Regions from separate parts of the Homo sapiens genome. Here region 1 is linked to region 2. Evidence: chromatin contacts called from ENCODE Hi-C or POLR2A ChIA-PET data. All regions are on one chromosome and are shown on one strand. Each heading gives the region's core, a stretch centred on a gene start or an enhancer-like site at or near the end of the contact. The rest is flanking DNA. Distances are from core to core; before and after follow the strand shown.

The links. Hi-C counts contacts between places; a loop is a spot of excess contacts on that map. ChIA-PET counts read pairs that join two places held with the same protein, here RNA polymerase II (POLR2A). Pooled maps may share reads with other maps.
Region 1: a loop to region 2 is called in a pooled map, with 5 times the contacts of the local background. The contact joins the promoter of SLC29A2 here to the promoter of SNX15 in region 2. A Hi-C loop is called at or near these places in 1 of 50 pooled maps. POLR2A ChIA-PET finds 5 or more read pairs at or near these places in 2 of 52 experiments (B cell and OCI-LY7).

What each region holds. Positions count from the first base shown.
Region 1 is chr11:66,370,136-66,373,213 of GRCh38, reverse strand. SLC29A2 (solute carrier family 29 member 2) reads left to right here and starts at 1,454. Exons shown (of 12, transcript NM_001532.3): 1 at 1,454-1,651; 2 at 1,889-1,970. The coding sequence starts at 1,623. RefSeq lists a silencer at 999-1,758.
Region 2 is chr11:65,025,838-65,029,332 of GRCh38, reverse strand. It overlaps SNX15 (sorting nexin 15), which reads right to left and starts at 1,894. Exons shown (of 8, transcript NM_013306.5): 1 at 1,697-1,894. The coding sequence starts at 1,795. ARL2-SNX15 (ARL2-SNX15 readthrough (NMD candidate)) reads right to left here. Exons shown (of 11, transcript NR_037650.2): 4 at 1,697-2,015. It also overlaps the pseudogene EEF1A1P18. RefSeq lists a silencer at 1,763-1,932 and an enhancer at 1,782-2,076.

The DNA of each region.
Region 1 (3,078 bases), core at 205-2,704, 1.3 Mb before region 2:
AATAGGAAACCAGTATGAGTAGCCCTGAAAATAAAGTTGCTATAAAAATAAATATAAGAAAAATACAAGTTAATAACTTTTGATAAAATTGTCAGCAGACCCTCTGAGGCTAACTGAGGGGAAGGGATGGGAAGGCAGATTAAGAAGTGTTAGCAACCTGTTAACACCCTTGACATATTCAGAGGCTTGAAAGAAAATGGGAAGAATAACTTTCTCTTTCGGTGTAATTTAATGCTGTCTCTGTTCTCCCTAAAATCACCTGCATTTTACTGCAACCACCCATTTATCACTCAACGGCGCTAGATGCTGCCAGTAAACCAATGGACCAGATAAGCACAGCCTCTGCCCCTACAGACTCTCAGTCGGCTGGAGGAAAAACATAAGCAACCTGGGAATGGCTATAAAATGTCATTGCTTAAGAAAATAGTTTGTGGCCGGGCGTGGTGGCTCACGCCTGTAATAGCAACATTTTGGGAGGCCGATGCGGGCGGATCACCTGAGGTCAAGAGTTCGAGACCAGCCTGGTCAAAAGATGAGTTCGAGACTAGACTGGCCACCTCTTCAGTAGAGCTGGTGAAGCCCCGTTTCTACTAAAAATACAAAAATTAACCGGACGTGGTGGCATGCGCCTGTAGTCCCAGCTACTCCTGAGGCTGAGGCACCAGAATCGCTTGAACCTGCCTGGGAGGGGGAGGTTGCAGTGAGCCAAGATCACGCCACTGCACTTCCGCCTGGGCGACAGAGCGACACTCAGTCTCAAAAAAACTAGTTTGTGTTTTGGAGCCTCTCACTTCTCCAGCGTCCCCGATACGCCCGGGGATTGCAGAGAACCCACACCTATTCGTAGATTATGAGAGTAGGAGCAAATTAATGATTTATAGTCTTTTCAAATTTTTTTTTTTAACAGAAAAAGAGTAGGGAGTTGAAAGTAATGCTGTTTTTTTCCAGGCACTCCCGGGGACCCAGCGCGGCGAAGCCCGCCAGGATCGCGGGCGACCTGTGGCAGCTCTGGTTCCCCCGCCCGGGCCCGGCTCGGGTTACGCTCTGGGCGGGGACTCCGCAGCGGCTCCCTAGTTAGGGGGCGCCCCGGTGGGTTCCAGCTTTAGGGGTCGCAGGAGCGGCTCTGGCATCACCTCGGAGCTGACGAAGCGGGAAGAGCCCCGCACCAGTGCTGCCCCTACAGAGCTCTCGGCGGGGGGTGGAGGTGAGGTTACACCTCGTCCCTACCCCCGCCTTCCCCTCCGCCGCAGGGATCCGGGACCCGCCCCCGCGGAGAGGACGGGGGGCTGCGGGGAGGGGCTGTGCGGGGAGCGGGCGGGTTCCGCAGGCCCCTAGGTGGGGCGGGGCCCGAGCCAGAGTCGAGTCCCTGAGGCGGGTGGGGGAAGGAGAGACGGGTGGCGCGACCCTCTGTCCCCGCCTCGGGGCGGAGCCCAGGTCCCAGCCTGCGGAGCGCGAGACACGCCGAAATCCGCCCGAGGCTACCTGTGCGACTCCAGCCGCCCTGCACCGGAATCTGGGGAGACCCGCCCCCCGCCCCACCGGTCTGCGGCCCTCCGCCCCAGCGCAGGTGCAGGTGCGGCTTCTCTGCCCCTTTCACCCCAGGCGCATCCGCCGCGGCGGCCATGGCGCGAGGAGACGCCCCGCGGGACAGGTGAGTGGGCCCGGGTGCGTTGCAAGTGGCCGGGGGCGTTGCAGACCCGCTCCCTGAAGGCGCTCCGAGGCTCAGAGAAGACCGGATCGAACTACAATTCCCATCAGCCGACTCCCTCGGCCGCCGGAACCGGGGTGATCGGGGTTGTAGTCCGCTCCGGAGGGGGTGGCCTGGGAGGCGGGAGGGCCTGCGGAGGCGGGTGCGTCCTCGGGGTGACCTTCCCACCGATCCCCACAGCTACCACCTGGTCGGGATCAGCTTCTTCATCCTGGGGCTGGGCACCCTCCTTCCCTGGAACTTCTTCATCACCGCCATCCCGGTGAGACTCCTGGCGGCGTGGCAGCCTCGTGGCCACAGCCAGCACCCCTCCCTCCAGCCCTTTGGATGAAGCTTAGCGGGCGCTTCCTCACCGCGCACCTGTGACCCCTCGTTGAGCTCATTATGGGCTGAAGCTCGGAGAGGGGAATGCTTCCCCCGTGGCTAGGAAAGTAGAACTTCAGCAATGCCCACATCTCAGAGGGGCAAGGCCACCAGCCCACAGGGTCTGGAATGAGCAAAGGCGCTGCCACCCCTCTCTGTGTGTCGTTATTCCTGAGTCAGTCACCCCAAAAGTCGGTTATCGAACGTTTGATTTTCTTTGAAATACCATGAATTTCATTCATTCACTCATTCATTCAACAAACTTTTTTTTTTTTTTTTTTTTTGAGACAGAGTCTGGCTCTTTCGCCCAGGCTGGAGTGCAGTGGCGCCATCTCGGCTCACTGCAAGCTCCGCCTCCCGGGTTCACGCCATTCTCCTGCCTCACCCTCCCGAGTAGCTGGGACTACAGGCGCCCGCCGCCACGCGCGGCTATTTTTTTTTGTATTTTTAGTAGAGACGGGGTTTCACCGTGTTAGCCAGGATGGTCTCGATCTCCTGACCTCGTGATCCTCCCGCCTCGGCCTCCCAAAGTGCTGGGATTACAGGCGTGAGCCACCGTGCCCAGCCTCATTCAACAAACTTTTAATGTGCATCTACTGTGGAGCAGGCACTGGGGACACAGGAGGAAACAGCAGGGAGGCTCTTCAGGGAAGGCAGAAATGTGGGGTTTGCATTGTCTTTGGGACCGGGTTATTCATCTGTATTCACTGCAACAACTTTGCAAATGCTTCTTGGGTACTGGCTCTGTGCTGGGCCCTGGAAACCCAGAGATGAATCAGCCCCTGGGCTTGAGAGCAAGAGGGGGCCAAAGAGCTATTAATAATGTAACATGATGCGTGACATTCCAGGCTTGCAGCAGAGTGCAGTGGGTCCCCAGGGGAGGGAGAAAGTTCCTTCTGCTTCATGGAAGAGGAGATTTGTAAATTGGGAGTAGGGTAGGCAAAGTGCATGTGGAGGGGTGTGGTCAGTAGGGCATTCCAGGCCGAGGCGACAGCCATGCCAAAGGC
Region 2 (3,495 bases), core at 645-3,144:
ATACGAATATTAGCTGGGCATGGTGACGCGTGCCTGTAGTCCCAGCTACCTGGGAGGTTGAGGTGGGAGAATCTGAACCCGGGCGACGGAAGTTTGCAGTGAGCTGAGATCGAGTCACTTCACTCCAGTCTGGGCGACAGTGAGACTCTGTCTCAAAAACAAAACAAAACAACGACACAAAAAAGCCACTGGGAAGACTTATTTTTATTTATTTATTTATTTATTTATTTATTTATATTTTTGAGACGGAGTCTCGCTCTGTCTCCCAGGCTGGAGTGCAGTGGCACAATCTCGGCTCACTGCAAGCTCCACCTCCCGGGTTCACTCCATTCTTCTACCTCAGCCTCCCGAGTACCTGGGACTACAGGTGCACGCTGCCACGCCCGTAAGTTTTTGTATTTTTAGTAGAGATGGGGTTTCACCATGGTAGCCAGGATGGTCTCGATCTCCTGACCTCGTGATCCGCCCGCCTCGGCCTCCCAAAGTGCTGGGATTACAGGCGTGAGCCACCGCGCCCGGCCACCACTGGGAAGACTTATAATAAAAGGTTACAGTTCCTTGCCACATCCTCCCCACCCCAGCCCCACCTCCAGTCTATCTTCCCAGGGACAATCTATTTATTTGCTTTTTTTTTTTTTTTTTTTAAAGTTGTGTGTGTGTCTGTATTTTAATATTGATCCGGGGTCTCACTATGTTGCCCAGGCTCGTCTTGAGCTCCTGAGCTCAAGCAATCTGCTGCCTCAGCCTCCCAAAGTGCTGGGATTTACAGGCATGAGCCACTGAGCCCGGCCTTATTTGCATTATTTTTAGGCATGGAAAAGACGTAAACGGTTTGGGGAAAGCATATTTTAAATAGCTAAGATTCTGCACTTAGATCACTTTGGAAGTGTCCTTATGTGCCTGCTTTGCTTTTAGAGTTAACTAATGCACCAGCTTAATAGTCGCCTGGTTGAAAATTCTAAAAGTACAAAAAATTTACAGTAAAAAGTCTTCCCCTAACTCCTGTCCCCAGTGACACAGTTCCTCTCCCTGGGGACCTTCCTTGTTACCAGTTCTTGTTATCATTCTACAGGTGTCCTGTTTTACTGTTTCATTTTTAATTATTGTCATGGTTTCCTCCATGTCTCTCTATAAATTGTGCTTATGATGTTGTTATCGCTTCATATATCAACTCTAGCCTATCTATCTTCCTGCTGTGACCTTGATATGGCGACTTACTCCTTAAGTCCTTCTGAACTGCATCAATTTTTTTCAACCACTGATCAGTATTATTTTTTGAAAAATTAAAAATGGTTAAACTCGTTAAAGGGAGTTTATGTAACATCAAACAAACCAATAAACAAAACTTACTCTACGAGAATGGAGTACTAATATTTGGATTAAACCAGAGTTTTCATGTTAATTTAGAGAAATTCACAGCCTGATGCCCAGACACTACACTCCGGGCGTGGGCATACACGCCTTGCCTGTCCGGGAACGGCCGTCAACGCCCTTTTAAAAAAGACAGCGCCCACCCAGGACCCCGCCCCCTGGTGGTTAAAGATGTAAACTAAGCCTCGTACTGCAACCTCCCCTTAAAGGGGAAACCCATTTCTGTCGTCTAAAAAGGGAGCAGTGGCTGCACCGCCTTTCCTTAAGGTAAAACTCGGCGCCCCTCTAGTTAAAAGGGTAAAGTACGCGCTGGGCCCCACCTCACCTGCGCGGTTACTTTGTACTCGGTGTAGCCCTTGGGGTGAGTCCTGGGGTCCGACACTGTGTAGTGCCGCAGGAAGTCATCCTTCGCCTGGCGGGACATGAAACCGAGCTGGAGCGGAGCGGAGCGCCGGCCTCCACCTCCTCGCCGTCCCCACCCCTCCGGCCCAGCCTCCGCCCGCCGCCGCCTCGCCAGGCCTGCGCTCTTCTTCCTCTGGCCTAGGGATTTTGTCGCAAGTGACAGCGCTGTTCCGATCCCGGGTGCGCGGCCAAGGGAGCGTCTGAAAAGTTCCTTCTCTGTGGTGAAGCGTAAACCCAGGTCACTGGAAAGATTGGTTGGGAAGGCTGGGATCACTCGTCTCATTTCTGCCGGGTGATCAAGCCCACCCTATCCAAGCGTAAACCCTTGTCACAGACTTCCAAACGACTTCTCCCCGCTTCCTAAATCCCTGCTTTCGTTCATCCACCCAACTCTTATTGTGTCCAGTATGTACAGGACAACGTCAAATTATTTCCCTGTCTCCCTCCACAGGATTCCCTAATTCATGTTTTCTGGAAAGTAGAGGAAGCAAAGAAGGTTGGAGAAGCAGGATGGTGTCATGGGCTCTGAGTCACGACTCTTACTAGCTGTAGGAGTTTCCCTTAACTACTCAGCCTCAGTTTCTCATCTGTAGAATGGAGATGTTTATAATAGAATCTGTGTAGGGCAGTGGAGCTTTTTTGCGATGGGTTTGCTGCCAGAACACAGGTGTCGTGAAAACCACCGTTAAATCAAAGCCAAAATGGGGGTTTGGCGCGGTGGTTCACGCCTGTAATCCCAGCATTTTGGGCAGTGGAGGCAGGTGGATCACTTGAGGTCAGGAGTTCAAGACCAGCCTGGCCAACATGGTGAAACCCCGTTTCTACTAAAAATACAAAAATTAGCTGGGCGTGGTGGCGCACGCCTGTAATTCCAGCTACTCCAGGGGCTGAGCTGGCTGATGGCTTCAGCCCAGGAGGTTGAGGCTGCAGTGAGCTGCAATCACACCACTGCACTCCAGCCTGGGCAACAGAGTGAGACTCCATCTCAAAAGAAAGGGAGCAGGGGAGGGAAAAGACTCAGCTCAACATCATCATCTGATTTGGGCAAGTCCAGCACTACTGGCCATCTGATCTACAAGTGTGGTGGGATCCACAAAAGAACCATCGACAATTTTGAGGAAGCTGCTGAGATGGGAAAGGGCTCCTTCAAGCATACCTGGGTCTTGGGTAAGCTGAAAGTTGAACGTGAGAGTGGTATCACCACTGATACCTCCCTGCTGGCAATTGAGACCAGCAAGTACTATGTGACCATCCTCAATGGCCCAGGATGCAGAGACTTTATCAAAAACCTGACCTCAGGCTAATTGTGCTGTCCTGATTGTTGCTGCTGGTGTTGATGAATTTGAAGCTGGTAATTCCAAGAATGGGCAGACGCGTGAGCACACCCTTCTGTCTTACACGCTGGGTGTGAAACTAATTGTTGGTGTTAACAAAATGGATCCCAATGAGCCACCCTAAAGAGGAGAGATGGGGGCCGGGCGTGGTGGCTCACGCCTGTAATCCCAGCAGTTTGGGAGGCAGAGGTGGGTGGATTAGGAAGTCAGGAGTTCAAGACCAGCCTGACCAAGATGGTGAAACCCCGTCTCTACTAAAAATACAAAAATTAGCTGGGCATGGTGGCGGGTGCCTGTAATCCCAGCTACTTGGGAGGCTGAGGCAGAGAATTGCCTGAAACCAGGAGGCAGAGGTTGCAGTGAGCTGAGATCGTGCCACTGCACTCCA